2 separate regions of the Homo sapiens genome follow, and region 1 is linked to region 2. The links are chromatin loops, found by intact Hi-C in ENCODE. Cell type or tissue: K562. All regions are shown on one strand.

Evidence for each region. Hi-C counts contacts between places; a loop is a spot of excess contacts. Peaks named below come from ENCODE experiments on the same cell type or tissue, not always from the same donor. Only the 100,000 strongest peaks of a DNase experiment are listed, where the experiment ranks them.
Region 1: it touches region 2 in a loop (4-fold over the local background); 7 of 110 quality-filtered maps call a loop at or near these places.

The regions. Positions count from the first base shown.
Region 1 is chr12:39,362,097-39,370,096 of GRCh38, forward strand. KIF21A (kinesin family member 21A) reads right to left here. Exons shown (of 38, transcript NM_001173464.2): 2 at 7,943-8,000; 3 at 7,633-7,815; 4 at 5,787-5,936; 5 at 4,934-5,068; 6 at 4,254-4,421; 7 at 1,002-1,117. Among named protein-coding and RNA genes, the nearest start is that of KIF21A, 77 kb to the right of the region's middle. RefSeq lists an enhancer at 7,796-7,915. In K562, a CTCF peak has its summit at 3,441 (motif pointing right); no DNase peak of the experiment used is centred here.
Region 2 is chr12:39,621,424-39,629,423 of GRCh38, forward strand. It overlaps REDIC1 (regulator of DNA class I crossover intermediates 1), which reads left to right and starts at 4,760. Exons shown (of 13, transcript NM_001031748.4): 1 at 4,760-4,936. The coding sequence starts at 4,914. In K562, a CTCF peak has its summit at 4,699 (motif pointing left); DNase peaks (open chromatin) are centred at 4,738 and 5,198; H3K4me3 peaks cover 149 bases.

The sequences.
Region 1 (8,000 bases), 260 kb before region 2:
GTTCTCACTCCCTCTTTGCCTTTTGTCATGACTGTAAGTTTCCTGTGGCCTCCCTAGAAGCCAAGCAGCTGCCAGAATCATGCTTCCTGTAGAGCCTACAGAACTGTAAGACAATTAAACCTCTTTTCTGTATAAATTACCCAGTCTCAGGTATTTATGGCAGTGCAAGAACGAACTAACACAGTTGTTCAAAAAGAAACCTTGCTAGTTTAAATACTAGATTTGTTGTATAGCATCTAATAATCTTTTCAGTAAATATGATGTTACATTATTGCAAACACTGTAAAATAGATTCACTGTGGTTGTTGGTAACTTGTTGAATTGTGCTATGATTGAATTTAAATCCCAAAAATGTTTCCATTTGTAAAGCCAACATATTTACAGAGGGGAATACATTACCATAAAAAAAAAAGCTGAAAAAACATATCAGAATGATGCAAGGTATGAGAAAGCAAGAATGTCAGTGATATTGGCAAAGTTAATAACCAGCCAACACTCTGTATTTCATTCAGTGGACATTAAGATTTTTCCACGTATAAAAAAAAATTTGAATTTTTAGAAGACTTTGTAAAAAAAAAAGTACCAATAATATTTAAATTACTTTGTAATTACTTAGGAAAGAGTACTTTTTCAACAAAATTTTATTAGCTTTCTATTCTGTGCTAAGTACTTAAAACAGAAGCTACGATAAGAGAGAAAGTCCACATACTATTGACTTCATATACAAGCTAAGTGGCCTTGAATAAATTACTTAACCTCTCTAGATTCATTTCCCTTATCTAGAAAATAGAATAATAATACCTACACCTCAAGGGATGCTAGGATTATGTGAAATAACATACAAAATTATTCACACATTTGAGATCCTTAACAGTATAAGGATTAGTTCCTCATCCTATTAGTTTGCTTTGCAATAAAAGTAGTTCTTATAAATCATCTTACAAGCTTATTTAATAATGAATAATCAAAAGTCTGAGTAGAGGATAATCATCTATGCATACCTATTACCCCCGAGGGAATCCTGTAGTAGTCTTGTTAGCTTGGAATCTCTATAGGGGACATGTGTGGCCCTCTTGCTCTTGTCTCCCAAGGCACTTATTACATTGCCAAGTGCCAACTAAAAGAAAGAGAAAGAAAGACAGCAAAATGATACAAATTTACTAATTATAACAATTTTAAATAAAGAAAGTTTACAGAGAATAATATAGAGACATAATATAATTAAGAATATTTGTGTTTGGTTTTGTTTTACATTTGTAACCAATGTCACTGAAAATTTAGTACATATATATTAGTACTATATATAATACCGTATGTATATATTAGTACTATAGTACTAATAGTACTAATTCTTTGAAACAGAAATAAGATTGACAACTTTAGTTACCCCTAGAATTATCAGAGCATCAGGTTATGTCCCCAGAAAATTGTCCATTCATGTTACGCATTCTTCTCCTCAACTCAATGTAAAAATAAAATGTTTAGTTAGTTTAACAGTTTGATGCAAATTTTCGTTTTGCAATACAGTTCCCACGGGAAAAGAAAACCTTCTTTAATCACAACAAAAAAAATCAGTATTATTTCTCTGAACAAGGTATTCCTATGCAAGTATATCTATCCTTAGACATACAATAAGATGGGCTGGGTGCAGTGGCTCATTCCTATAATCCCAGCACTTTGGGAGGCCAAGGTGGGGGGATCACCTGAGGTGAGGAGTTTGAGACCAACCCGACCAACATGGGGAAACCCCATCTCTACTGAAAATACAAAAATCAGCTAAGCGTGGTGGTGTGTGCCTGTAGTCCCAGCTACTTGGGAGGTTGAGGCAGAAGAATAGCTTGAACCTGGGAGGTGGAGGTTGCAGTGAGCTGGGATTGCACCACTGCATTCCAGCCTGGGCAACAGAGTGAGACCCCGCCTCAAAATAAATAAATAAATACAATAATATATGTGTTAGCATCCAATTATTTAAAAACTAGTCAAATTACAGAACTCTGTAGTCACTCCTGCCACCCTGCTGTTTTTCCTACTGTCACTGAATTATCACCTACAAGATAAACATTATCCAAAATGTTGTTCACACTGGCCATCAGTAATGCAAACATCTATAACCATGACTTTGTTAGGAAAAATAGATCATGCAGGGAGTGGCAACAGGATCACACTTTTTCATCATTCCCCCTTTCCAGAGCAGCTACTGTCATAAGCAATGGTAATACTGAAACTCTACTAGATATGTCTCAACATGCTTCAAGAGCCTAAAGAGGAAAACAAAGCAATGGCTTTTGTCTTTTCCTGACAACATAAATGTAAATACCACCATGATTATATCTCCTAAGAAACTCAAAACAATGCAAGAAGTCCAGAATCCAGGCATGCCATTTTATACAACATTCACCCACATGTCGGACCATCAAGATGAGTATTGGAGTTGGAAGGTCTGGCTCTCTCTAATCAGGCTTGGTTGGTAATTTCCCCATAGACGGATCATAATCATATAGGAGTAAATATTGGGGGGTGATTAATGGGAGGAAAGCAGACACCACACACTCTATAACTGCCTTTGCAAAATTCATATCAGTGAGACAAGTATGACAGTGAGGGAAATCTGACCTAATCCACTCCATCTTGCCTTTAATCTCTAAATTGCCCTTGTTCATTCCTATGCTGAGCTAACTAAAGGAGGAATTTATAGTTTAAAGAATTTTGAAAAGATGATAACAACCTTTTCCTGAAACAAACCTCTTCTTCCCTGGGGACCAGCATGCCTTTGTAAAACTAACAAATTAGCCACAAGATTATTAGAAATTATGATTTAAGAGTCATGCAGCTAGAGACCACGAGATTCCCAGCCTCCCCAATTGCTCCTATGGATAAGATGACTATTGTAAAACCTAAGATTGATGTTTGGATATTTTTTTAGACCCTGCATTCTGATGCACCAGCTGACACCATGCAGACTGGTAATCTGGCTCAAGCAGTTCTGTAATCCCACCCTGGAACAGAAGACAGCAAGAAGAATCCACTTAGACCCCATATGATTTAACCTCCACTCCCCACTCCCTTAGCCCCCTCATTCACCAAATTATACTTTAAAAACTGCAGTCTCTGAATTTTTGGAGAGACTAATTTGAGTAATAAAACTCCAGTCTTCCATTTAGCTGGCTCTGTGTGCATTAAACTTTTTCTCTATTGCAATTCCCCTGTCTTGATAAATCAGCTCTATCTGGGCAGCAGGCAAAAAGAATCCCTTGGGTGGTTACAACTCTGATGCTATTGGTGTCGCAGAAATTTAGGGATGTCATTACATTTGTGCAGGTACAAATATCCAGTTTTGTAATGAAGATAATAAGAACAAATTTAAAACACAAAACTTTGCTCTAAAATATTTCCTTCCATGTAATGAAGCTTTATGCTAACTAAATCACAAGGAGTTTTCCAATCAAAATGCCACTAGGTGGCATGGTATTAAAGTTAATTCTTAATATAATCTAGAAAAATTATCATTTTGAAACAATCATTACTAAAAAAAATTACAATTTCCAAAGTCAATAAAGTGACTGTCATAAAATGTTATCAAAAGGCTACTTTGAAGGTCTTCACCCATGAAATAACTTAATATTAAATTTTGGGCCAAGCGCAGTGGCTCGCGCCTGTAATCCCAGCACTTTGGGAGGTTGAGGTGAGTGAATCGCATGAGCCCAGAAGTTTGAGACTAGCCTGGGCAATGTGGCAAAACCCCATCTCTACAAAAAATACAAAAATTATCTGGGTGTGGTGGCACTCGCCTGTGGTCCCAGCTTCTATGAAGTGGGAAGATCAATTGAGCCCGTGAGGTCAAGGCTGCAGTGAGCCATGATCGCACCACTGTACTCCAGGAGAGTGGGTGACAGAGTGAGACCCTGTTTTAAAAAAATAAAAGATAAAAATAAATAAATAAGTTGATTTTGACAGTATATTGTTAAATGTGGAAAGAATTTTTCAAATAATTTGTATATCTATAATTTTCTGCACATATAAATTTTAGTACGACTAAATTTATACACATGAAGAAAATCTGTAATATATAAAAACAGAAAAAAGCCTACAACATGAGGAGATTGGAGATTCAGTGCATTACTAATAACTGTTCTATAATTTTCATTTCTTGGTTCAGTATCTGAAGGATTTCCATATGGATATTATAAATTACAAAAGACAAAAGGACAATAGAAAAGCTCTGATATATTCTCAGCACAAAGCCTTAATCTTACAAGTCCACAGTTGATAGAAATGCCTTCTTTTGCCCTCTCGCCTGTAGCTCCAGTACGCTTCAGTCTTTCAGATCCTGCGAGATCAACAAAATGGAACTTTGCAGTCAGGGTTTCAAATTCATTCATCTGTGCTGATTCAGAAATAATTTTATTATCAGTTGCATTGTCCTGAAATTAAGAAAAATAATTGAAAATACTTTATTAATGTAACATTAAATATCCTCCTAACCTACCTTGCGCTTATCCCATGTACACATATAGGCACAACCAAAGAAACAGGCATAAAGCCAAATAAATTCAAAAATGTCTGCTGGCAATTAGAAATTTAAAGTCAGAAAAAGCCTGGATGGTCAGAACTCAACTATTATCAACTGAGGCTTTGCTTATGCTAATGAAGGGAAACCTACAGCATATAATCCTCAAAAGCAAAAGGTCTCAGGTGATGACATCCAACAACATATGGCCACAGCATGCTTTTTGGTTTTTCAGACATTTATACAATTTTTTATTTCAAAATCTTACATGGCTGACCAGCTTCAACTTAACTAGGATCAGAAAAGGAAATTAGAAAAAGGAATGACTAAATGAACTGAATTTGGCTCAAATATATTCTCAGAGAATTCATGTGGTTTTAGGGAGATAAAAATTGAAAGTTTAAGAAATTAGAATTAATAACTCACAGCATCTATTTGGGGACACACTCTGGTTTGACACACATGAATGGTAAAAATGGCATGTGAACGAGAGCTCTGAACATTCATCTGGGTACTGGCAGTTGTCCGGGATAAAGCACCCAACTTCAAACACTGCATCATCTGAAAAAGGGGAAGAAACAAGGACTTTACTTGAACAATAAACAAGATACTATACAATCCAAAGTCTGAGGTAATGGCTAAAACCCACCATGTTAAGGGATATAAAAGATGTGGAATTTCACATTATTAGTTCAGTTACAGGCACTTTTTGAGATGGACTTCTCAGTATAATAGTGTATTATTTTTTAAATAGAAGAAAACACTGAGATTCCATTGTTGGCCATTTGCTGACATTTGCAGCTTCCATTCCAAAACTGTTATAGTAGAACACTTTGGTACAAACTGAGCAATAACTTGAATTATTCAGACGCTTCTCTATATTCCGTTAAAATTATTTTTTGTAATTTTTCTCAACAATCTCCCTCTAGGAGCCATGATACAGTTCTACATAGGTTAAAGCAAAAAGTACAAAAGGATTGTGGTCTCATTCTTCACCATCAATTGTCTAACCCTCTTTCTCTAGCTGTGAATGAAAACTGTTCATAAATTGCCTTAGATTCTTTTGATGCTATGACAAATATGCTGACTTTATAATAATCCTGATATTTTTATACTAATATTCTGATTTTTTAAATGTGAGGAAAGAACACAAGATCTTAATTCCATGTCATGCTTCAGGATATAAATTTCATATCTTGATCTTAAGCAGATTATCAGCAAAGCTCACTATTTAAATAAAGCCAACTATGCTCTGTTTTAACTATAATATAAATATTACCTCTGATTCTGTATTCACAGTACGTGTTGTAACGCCCACAGTATAAATTCCTCCAGTTGAATCTTCATGAATTCTTATATTTGATTTTTTACTTTTTGCATCAATATCACGAGTGGTATCAAATAAGTCAAGGACCTCTTCATTATAGAGCTATCAAAAAAATATTAGAAATCTAATTTTAGCAGAAATTGTCTGGGTAGTTGTCATAACAACACATTACATAATGATTCCTTCATACAGATTTTTAAAGTATTTCAAAATGACATATTTTTTCAAAATAACACATTAAAATGAATGAGGCTATTATTATAACAATTATAAGTAAATGCCAGATTTATTTACAAAAGTAAAAACAGTAAGTGACTTAATCATGACTAATGGGTTGAGGACTAGCTAAAATGATCTACTAATCCTTTGCAAGAGATAGTCAAATATTTACAAATACAAGCAAACCCTAGAAACATGTGCCAAATGTGGACAAATCTTAAGCTTCAGAATATTTAAAGAATTTTTACTACTTGAGCTAAAAACATATTTCCTGTTGCCCTGAAACCTTTCTTAACGTGTTGAAAAATTAACACTTAGCATGTTTGCAAGGTCAGTAACAATATTAGTGTTCCTGTATCAATAGTGGCTGAAAAAACCCAGATACCTCCTTAGAAGAGAATATACACACCTATTTTTCTATCAATATGTTTTAAAGTTACAATGCCTGACAACATTTTGGAGGGTGAAAGGGAAGATGGAATAACACTGTTTCTTTTCTTTTTCCACCATCATTTACTTTCCTTAGGAATACATAGTTATATTCTCTTTGGTTTTTACTAAATAAGGATATCCATTAAAACCAGCAGTAAAAAAAAAAAACTGATACTAATTTTTCTATGTTGTGCTACATAAGGCTGAGGAAAATTTTCATCAATGATGAAAATGATTAGCTCATGGATCAGGTAATTTAGACTAAATTCTCTTTGCACCAAGAACCTAGAATTATGCCACTGTCCACCAAAGTGCAATATTGCTCAAATCCTAGATGTCCTCTTAGTGTTATTTTCCTTCTACTATGCTAGACAGCCTAAATTAATCCAAATCCACCACAACCTTTAGACATTATATCAAAACATCTGTCTACCTATGCAAGGATAACAATTTCTTCAGCCAGATAAGTGCTACAACCTCAGACCTATTATTTCTCACATACTTCCCCTACTTTTGGCCTTAGTCATTAAGTTCCCACCACTCTGTAAGCCTGTCTAAATTACAACAGTAATAACCTTTATCTATTGATAAAAATAAGTTCCTGGCTGGGCTCATACCTGTAACCCCAGCACTTTGGGAGGCAGAGGCAAGTGAATAGCTTGAGGCCAGGAGTTCGAGACCAGCCTAGGCAACATGGCGAAACCCCATCTCTACTAAAATTACAAAAAATTAGCCAGGTGTGGTGGTGCATGCCTGTAGTCCCAGGTACTCAGGAGGCTGAGGCACAAGAATCACTTGAACCCAGGAGGCAGGGGCTGCAGTGAGCCGAAATGGTGCCATTACACTCCAACCTGGGTGACAGAATGAGACTCTTATCTCCAAAAAAATGGGGGGGGTTCTTAAATAAACAATATTAATTGTTCTTTTATTCTATGGACATTGGTCAAGTGTTTATAATCTTAAACTCAAACATCACTTCCTACAAGTAAGGAAAAGTTATTTCTACTATCTAATGTTAATTTACTCAAACAACATTTATTGAGTACTATCTTCAAAGCACTATACTTGAAGCCAACAGTATAAAATCATAAACACAGTCTATAAGAACAAAATTTAAAAGAAATTAATGCCAAAATTGGATTATTACCTCTAAGAATTGGGCATTCACTTTAAAATCTGGAGCAGGAAGCCCATTTTTAATTGCTATGTGTTTTTTTTCTTCAATACTCTTAAAAAGGTGTTTAACAGCTCGAGAAATAATACCCAGTTCTTCCTCAACAATGTTAACATCAAATCCTGTTCCCATTGTGTATGTTTTACCAGCTCCAGTCTAAACAAAAGAACAGAGAAAGATTAGTGTTCAACCTTAACATAACCTTAAGAAACAAAAATGAAAGCGCAACTGAATTAACATTTCTGAAAAGTTTCAACTCCTATGAAAATAATATGGCACTTACTTGTCCATAAGCAAAAACTGTAGCATTGTATCCTTCAAAGCAACCTTCAATTAGTTTT
Region 2 (8,000 bases):
TGGATATGGAAAAACCATTTTTTTTGCTCTTCACTGTCCCCGCCCCCCATCTCATTAAAATTCTCGGAAATCTCCCTTTCTGCTTGCTCTTCTGCTTGTGGTATCTACTGAAATCTTACAAAAGTGATATATATTCTGAAACTTCTGGGGATTTCTAAGTGACACTGAGTATGCTCAGTAGCTACAGCCAGTTTTGTTCACCAGCAGCTGGCCCCCAACATACATACACATTTCCAGTCAATTAAAAGCTTAGGAAAATATGCATCAAGCTAGAACAGAAGTTGGCAAATTACAACTGGTGGGCCAAATCTAGCCTGCCACTTAATTTTATATGACCCTTAAGCTAGGAATGATTTTTACATTTTTAAAGTGGTTGAAAATACTTCAAAACAAGAATATTTTGTCCTGTGAAAATTATATAAAATTCTCATTTTTGTGTTTATAAATAAAGTTTTATTGGAAAACAGTCACACCCATTCATTTACTCTCTGTCTATGGCTTCTTTCAAGCCACAGTGGTGGATGCAACAAAGACTAAAATATGTACTATTTGGCCCTTTATAGAAGTTTGCAAACCTCTGTGCTAGAATATAAAACCCATCTCAGCATTAAATGATCTTCATTACTGAGTTTATCACAAAGAACTATCCTCACTTTCATAAGTAACCATATTCTTAAAATTTTAAAACTTCTTTCTTATGTACTCATATTAATTCTGACAATCATCACATATCTCTTCATTTGTTTGCATTCAATTCAGCAGACTGACTGACACATGAGTGTCAAACTCATGCAAGTTTTTTTGATAGCTGGCCATATTAGTAGCATAATCCATCATCCCATTAAGACTTTTTAAGCCTGTATGTACAGATAATAGTGGTCATGGAAGTTATTGCCAAAATCTTTTATTCCTAAGCTCTTGCTTTTGTTGTATGCAAGATAAGGTTGCCTTTCATTTATGTCACATCTCCTAACAGCTACACACAAAAGGGTTAGCAGTGACAGGACAGGTTAAAGGCCAGAGTAAACCTAACTGGGGGTGATGGCAGGATGTTGTTAGGCAGAACATGGTACACAGAAGGATGCAGACAGCAGCTGGCAGTCGAGGCAAGTGGTTTGCAATACATACAACCAGAGACAGCCATATTAGGGGAGGAGCATGGCAGTGAGAACTCTAGAAGCAAAGGACACTAGAGATTCAAATAGGACTTAGCTGGAGGTAGGTCAGTTTACCAACTGATAATGAGGTTATAGTGCAGGAACAAGCTTTCAGCATCTGGAGTGAGAGACTTGTGAGAATGAAGAATTATTTATGAGGAAAATGATCAAGACAGAAATTTTGTTACCTGAATCGTGGTACAAGGAAGGTTGAAAGTGAGTTACTTGAAGTGTGGAAAATGTCAACGTGAAATTTGATTTGATATTGAGCCACTTAGGTGAAGACCTAACTCTAACCACTTAAATTTCACTCCCACCATTCACCTCTCCCTGCTCTCAAGGGTAAGAGTTGGTCCTAGTGTCTGAGACTAGACACAAGCCTTCAGATAAGGCAGAGGAAGGATTCAAGAAGACAGGAAGCCATATGGACAATTAGGTCAATAATATATGGCATTTAAGTAAAAAACTAAGAATGTCAAGGTACTTCTTTCAGTTTTTTCTTTTTCTTTTCTTTCTTTCTTTCTTTTTTTGAGGGGGATGGAGCCTCACTCTGTTGCCCAGGCTGGAGTGCAATGGCACAATCTAGGCTCACTGCCACCTCTGCCTCCCAGGTTCAAGTGATTCTCCTGCCTCAGTCTCTCAAGTAGCTGGGACTGCAGGTGCCCACCACCACGCCCAGCTAATTTTTGTATTTTTAGTAGAGATGAGGTTTTGCTACGTTGGTCAGGCTGGTCTCGAACTCCTGACCTCAGGTGATCCACCCCCGTCGGCCTCCCAAAGTGCTGGGATCACAGGCGTGAGCCACCGCGCCCGGCCTTCTTTCAGTTTTTTTCTATTGACAGTATGCAATTAAAGCTAAGAGACTGTTAATTTAGTTTGAATTCCAAACTAGGAAAGAGGAGAAAAAAATCTTTGTTACTGTAGTAAAAAACATACTTAGGCCTAATTTCCACACAAACGTCTCAACTTCAAGTGTGTTTATATGGGAGATTATTAAAATTTTCTTAAGAGGGGAGAAATCTTCTTAGAAAAGATCTTGAGAAACAATGAGAATAATTTTTAAAATCAATAATTCTCAAATCACTGTGCTCTCAAGTGTGATATTCTCATGTACCCTACCAATATCCATGAAAGAAATGAATTAAATGGAGTTTATATATATAGAATACAAATTAGAGACTATATATGTTTTATGAACTGTAAAACATCAGAAATTTTTTTGTAATAAAGAGAATTATATATATGTATATACATAAATGTATGTATAATGTATATTGTATATGTGTTGCATGTTCAGATTATGAATATCCAGAAAGTAAATAATTTTTAGAAATAGGTAAAGATAAATTGTTTAAGGTTTGAGAATTTCGAATGGATTTCCTTTTCAACAAATGCTTAATAGTATTTCATCTGTGCTGTATTGCTTTCTTGAACTGTTTCCTGACCCAAGAGATTACCTAATTGCTCTACTGGCCCTAAAATAGCACAGCATTGGACTCTCTTATTATCTATCAGTCATGCTAGTCTTACTCATGGAGGCATAAACAGCACTGAAAATGAGATTTTAGGTCAACATTTCAGCTATTACACATAACTACCTAATACCTAGTTCATAAGGAAATGTCTTTTTCTGTGAAGGAAAACCCAGTAAATATCTTGTCTGAACATGTATCTCATAGGTTAATCTTTCCTTAGCCTAATTCACTGCCTCCCTGTGACTGGAAGGAAAGAAGTGACTCTAGTAAGGGGGAAGAGATGGCCCATCCAGCTCTCAGTTCTTATTAAAATTTTTATGTATTTTTCTTTTTAATTTTAATGGGTATATAGTAGGTGAATATGTTTATGGGGTACATGAAATATTTTGATACAGGCATAAGATGTATAATAATCTTTCAAGGTAAATGAAGTATCCATCACTTCAGGCATTTATTATTTCTTTGTGTTATAAACATTCCAATTATTCTCTTTTGGTTAGTTTAAAATGTATAATAAATGTTAACTGTAATCATCCTGTTGTGCTATCAAAACTAGATGTTATTCATTCTATCTAAATATATTTTTCTACCCATTAACCATTCCCACTTCCCCATCCCCCACTGCCAGCCTCTGGTAACCATCACTCTAGTCTCTATCTCCGTTAGTTCAATTGTTTTAATTTTTGGCTCCCACAAATGGAGTGCCAGCTCTTAGTTCTTTACCCAACAACTTGGTCAACCTCTCCTTATGTCCCTTTACTCACAATAAAGAAAAAAAGAGTTAATCCCTTAGCAAATTATTTCCCCTTTCAGTTAATTTAGTCAATATGTTTTAAAATGTTGAAAGTAGGAAAGGCTGATACACAGGGCCATTGCTTCTTCCTTGCCTGTATGGTTTTGTTACTGAAAAAACAACTCCATGTCAAAGTCTGATATTCTCGGAAATGCTGAATTCACTTGGTCTAATTCAATTTTAGATACACCTTGGTGAATTTTGTCATAAAAAACAGGATTTTTGTGATTAAACAAGATATCTACCCTGGGACATAATCCTATTCTAAGTACTATTTTCCAATGACTTAACAAAAAATCGATTATTATATATCAAATTGTGAAATCTTCCCCAGGTTATGTTCTGGAAAAAAACATGGCAATTTAAAAAAATGTAATTTGTGCATGTATTTGGAAGAAGAGATGCCTAGTTTCTAACCAAAATAATATAGGACAGTTTGTAAGATAATTGTTTTGTAAGGATATACAAACTTAATACAGAAACAAATAGCATAATTCAATTTTTGTTTTGAGATTTTTTTTTCAGTAAGGATTTTAACATCTTTGGACTTTTACATCTAATTAAGTTTTGATCAAGCTCTTTTTTTTCCTTTCTTTCTTTTTTTTTTTTTTTTTAAGAGACAGAGTCTGCTCTGTCGCCCAGGCTGGAGTCTCTCGACTCACTGCAACCTCTGCCCTCCTGGGTTGAAGCAATTCTCCTGCCTCAGCCTCCTGAATAACTGGGGCTACAGGCGCGTCCCACCACGTCCCACTAATTTTTTGTATTTTTAGTAGAAACGGAGTTTCACCGTGTTAGCCAGGATGGTCTTGATCTGCTGACCTCGTGATCTGCCCACCTTGGCCTCCCAAAGTGCTGGGATTATAGGCGTGAGCCACTGCGCCCGGCCTGATTTAAGCTCTCTTAGCAACTCAATGCACAGAATGGTAACTTACTACAGCGCTATGTTTCTTATAAACACCTGTTTACGGAGTATTAAAACTGCACATGAAGGATATTTAAGGAATTTGGGTATGGGGTAATAAATGGGAAGGGAAACATCATTTTTAGGGTTAGCGATCCTTAACTGTGTCCTTGCCTTCTTTTTCTTTCTCAAGTCTGGTCTCTGACTCGAAAAAGACGTCAAAGACCTGTCAGAACTAGATAAAATTATGATGGAGGTGTTTTGAAACACTAATCCTGTGGCCCCTGTCAAAAATTTAGGCTTTCATTTATTTAGGCCTGCCTTGCCTCAGCGATTAAAACGATGTCAGCCAGGTCGGCTGCTTTGCCGCAGCGTCCCCTTGCGGCCCTATCAGGACCGGAAGGAACACGCAGAAGCCGCAGAGGCTGTTGGGAGGTTGGGCCTCAGGCGGTGGACCAGAAGGAGCTTACTCGGGCCCTGACGTTGTCAGGAGGCCCTGGGGGATCCTGCTGAAGCTGCGATTTGGCGCAGAGCTGAGATGTCTGAGCTCTAGACACAGGGACCTCAGTGTCAAAAGATTTGGGAAGATGAATTGGGTCGGGGGGTCCCGGTAAGTTGTGCAGCTGGAGTTTGAGGCTGGGACATTCATTCCTACGACTCCTCTTTCTAGTTCCTGGCGGAGAGGTCACAGCCTTAGCTGGAAAGAACTTGGTAGGAAAGGGTCTTTTTATTGTTATCCAAATCGGGTTGGAGACTCTAGAACCATATCTCTACTCCTCAGACAAAAGTAACTCAGCTTCTCCCCACTCACTGCCTTTACAAAGGCTTCACCTGTGGGGGCCACTGTGAGTAACCTTCCCTGCTGCCCCTCCTCCCCTTCTCCATGTCCTATGCTCTGTTACTGTAATGAGGCCTTTTAGCACCTGAGCCCTCCCCTACTGCCTTCTTTCCGTGTCTACACCTCTTTTAGGTTCTTCTGAGTTGATATATAGTCTTTGCATGAATTTGGAAATTGTGAAACAGCCCAGTCCCAGCTGCACTTAAATCAATGGCAGGGCACCAGTATCACCATAAATCCAAATTGTAGTTTGTATTTTAAGGGGAAGTAAAGTGAACCGTTTTTACTTGAATAACTTGAGCGAATTTGCCATTTATTTTGTATTTAGGATTGATCACATAAAGCGTGATAGATTGAAAATTTAGTGTTATATAACCTATTCATTGTTATTGACCTTAAAGTCCAGCTGGGTGGAAATCATGTGGGCCTGTAATTTCATTTGATCAAAATTCTTGATGAGAAGAATTGTTTTGATTGAAACAAGAAGCCATTACATGTAATTTTTTTGTCACAAGTAGACCCAGGACAGTAATTATATGTTAGATTATAATGCGTTTGAATTCTAAAGAATTTATCGGAGGAAAGACAGCTTTTGTATTCACTAAGTATTGTAGCTATGCCTGATAATTTTAGCATGCACTTTTATCCTGTTGAATATGCTAGCATTGTATTTTAGAAATTTACCTGAATTACTTCTGGCTAGTGTTCTGGCAGCAGACGTACTCTGGAGAAAAGTGAAAATTTACTTACAGGCTTCAACAGGATTTAGTTGATACATGCTTATAATGTGATCTTTTTGAATTTAGTATTCTTTAAAATATTAAATAGGATTATATGAAATAATTTTACAAATGCTTAGCACTATTAAAATGTAGATGTTGCTATTATTCTGTCATATATCACAAACTTTTATGGCTATTTTGGGAGTAATATTTTAGTTGCTACTGGGAGGATGCAAAAACAATATACTGCAGGAAACATGTAACCTAGGATTGTGTTTCTGAAAATGAGGTGTACTGCAGCACCTGGAGGTGCAGCATCTGGAGATATTAGGTACCAGGGGGTTTAAGAAACATGGTTACATCTCCCCGAAGGATCAGTTTTAATCAGAGATTAGGAGAAAATATGTGTTTAAATTTATACAAACGTCGAAGTCAAAATAAAATGTAGAGACAAATCTCTAAATTTAACGTTTTATTTGGAAATGGCAGAATTGCAATTCAGGGCATACACAAAGTATGTCTTTGGTATGTCTGAAGAACAAAGAAAAGGGTGGGGATTTTACAAAAAAAGAGAAATGTTACATATGGTTTTGAAAGAAAGTTCATTGACAGTAGTGAAGTTGTGAGAAGCTGGCAAGCTTTGACTGGTGGGTGATGGTGGTAGTTAAAATGACCTCCTGGAAGGTCATTTTAGTAGTTATTTGGTATAACTGGTCCTAGGCAGTTTCAGAAGCTTGGCTTGCAGAGAATCATGTTTTTGGAGCAATGCTATGTGCCCTGTGTGCTTTTGCCTCCTGACATCTCAACTCTGATGTGGTTGGACATCACAAGAATGACTCAATTTGTGTGATCAACTTTCACACAAACATGGTTGCATTGTAGAGTGAAATGAAAAACTCTTGTGAAATGTTCAGATACACTGCAATTTTAAATAAATTTTATGTGGCGGGATAGGCTTCTTAGGGTAAAGCCCCAGATTGGTAATAAAAAAAAATGGGTGTCTCCATTTTCTATTTTCAGAACAGGCAAGGGTACACAAGATTAGTTGATCTTGGCACTCATAGTGTCCTAAAGGGCCTCAGTCTGAACTAGTGCTTTTAGTAACTAGTGGCAGCTGATGGAGCTAATAGAATAGAAATTTTAATCTTTATCCCAAACCATGCTGGAGTTCTTTTTACCCCCCTCCATTGTTAGGGATGTTTTTGGCTGAACATTTTAAGAAGAACTGTTAGGAACTTAAAATATAGACAAGTGAAGTGATTGGAGAACAATTCCTTCAGAACAATTCCAGAGCCTTCAACAGAAAGTAATTCAGCAAATATATTTTTTACCTGACTACCTGTTTAGGGAATTGGTAAGCTGTACAGGGGGATTCAGAAAAGAAAAATACATCTAGTCCACAAAAAGAACCTAGGAGAGAAAGTAGAGATTAAAATTAGGCAAATCACTATAATAATAGATATTTAAATAGGACTTAATATTGTCACAAGCACTGTTCTAAGTGCTTATTCATTTGCTCTTGAAAATGCTATGATTTATATACAAATATTATTCCCATTTTACTGATGGGGAAACTGAAGCATAGTTCATTAATGTTAAGTGACTTGACTAGAGGCACCCAGCTAGTAAATGGCAGAGTTAGGATTTGAGTTGAGTGTGCTTGCCCTCCATCCTATGCTGTATAGAAAGATGAGTGCCACAAATAAAGTAAATAAAAGTACCACAAAAAAGGGCTGTGGAAATTCAGAGAAATGAGAAACAGGAAGTTACACTAAGCCTTGAAGGACAGAAATAGTGCACAGAGCAAGCACCAAAGGGAAACAATCGAACACTGGTTCTTAAAAGTTAAAATGGAGGTGAAATAAATAATTGATCAAATTGGAGATCTAGGTTTCAGCAAGGCTTCTTAGGAAAGAGAAAGATGAGTTGGAAGGGAAGGTATTAAGGAACTTGAAAAATGTTAGTTTGCGATACTAGGTGAGTCTGCATTAAGACACTTAAACAGTTAATAAAGGGCTCTCTATATACTTTTTCTCAAGTGAATGAATGAAGCAAATTTATGTTTTAGTAATAGCAACCAGATTGCATACACTAATTTGAAGTAGATTGTTCTT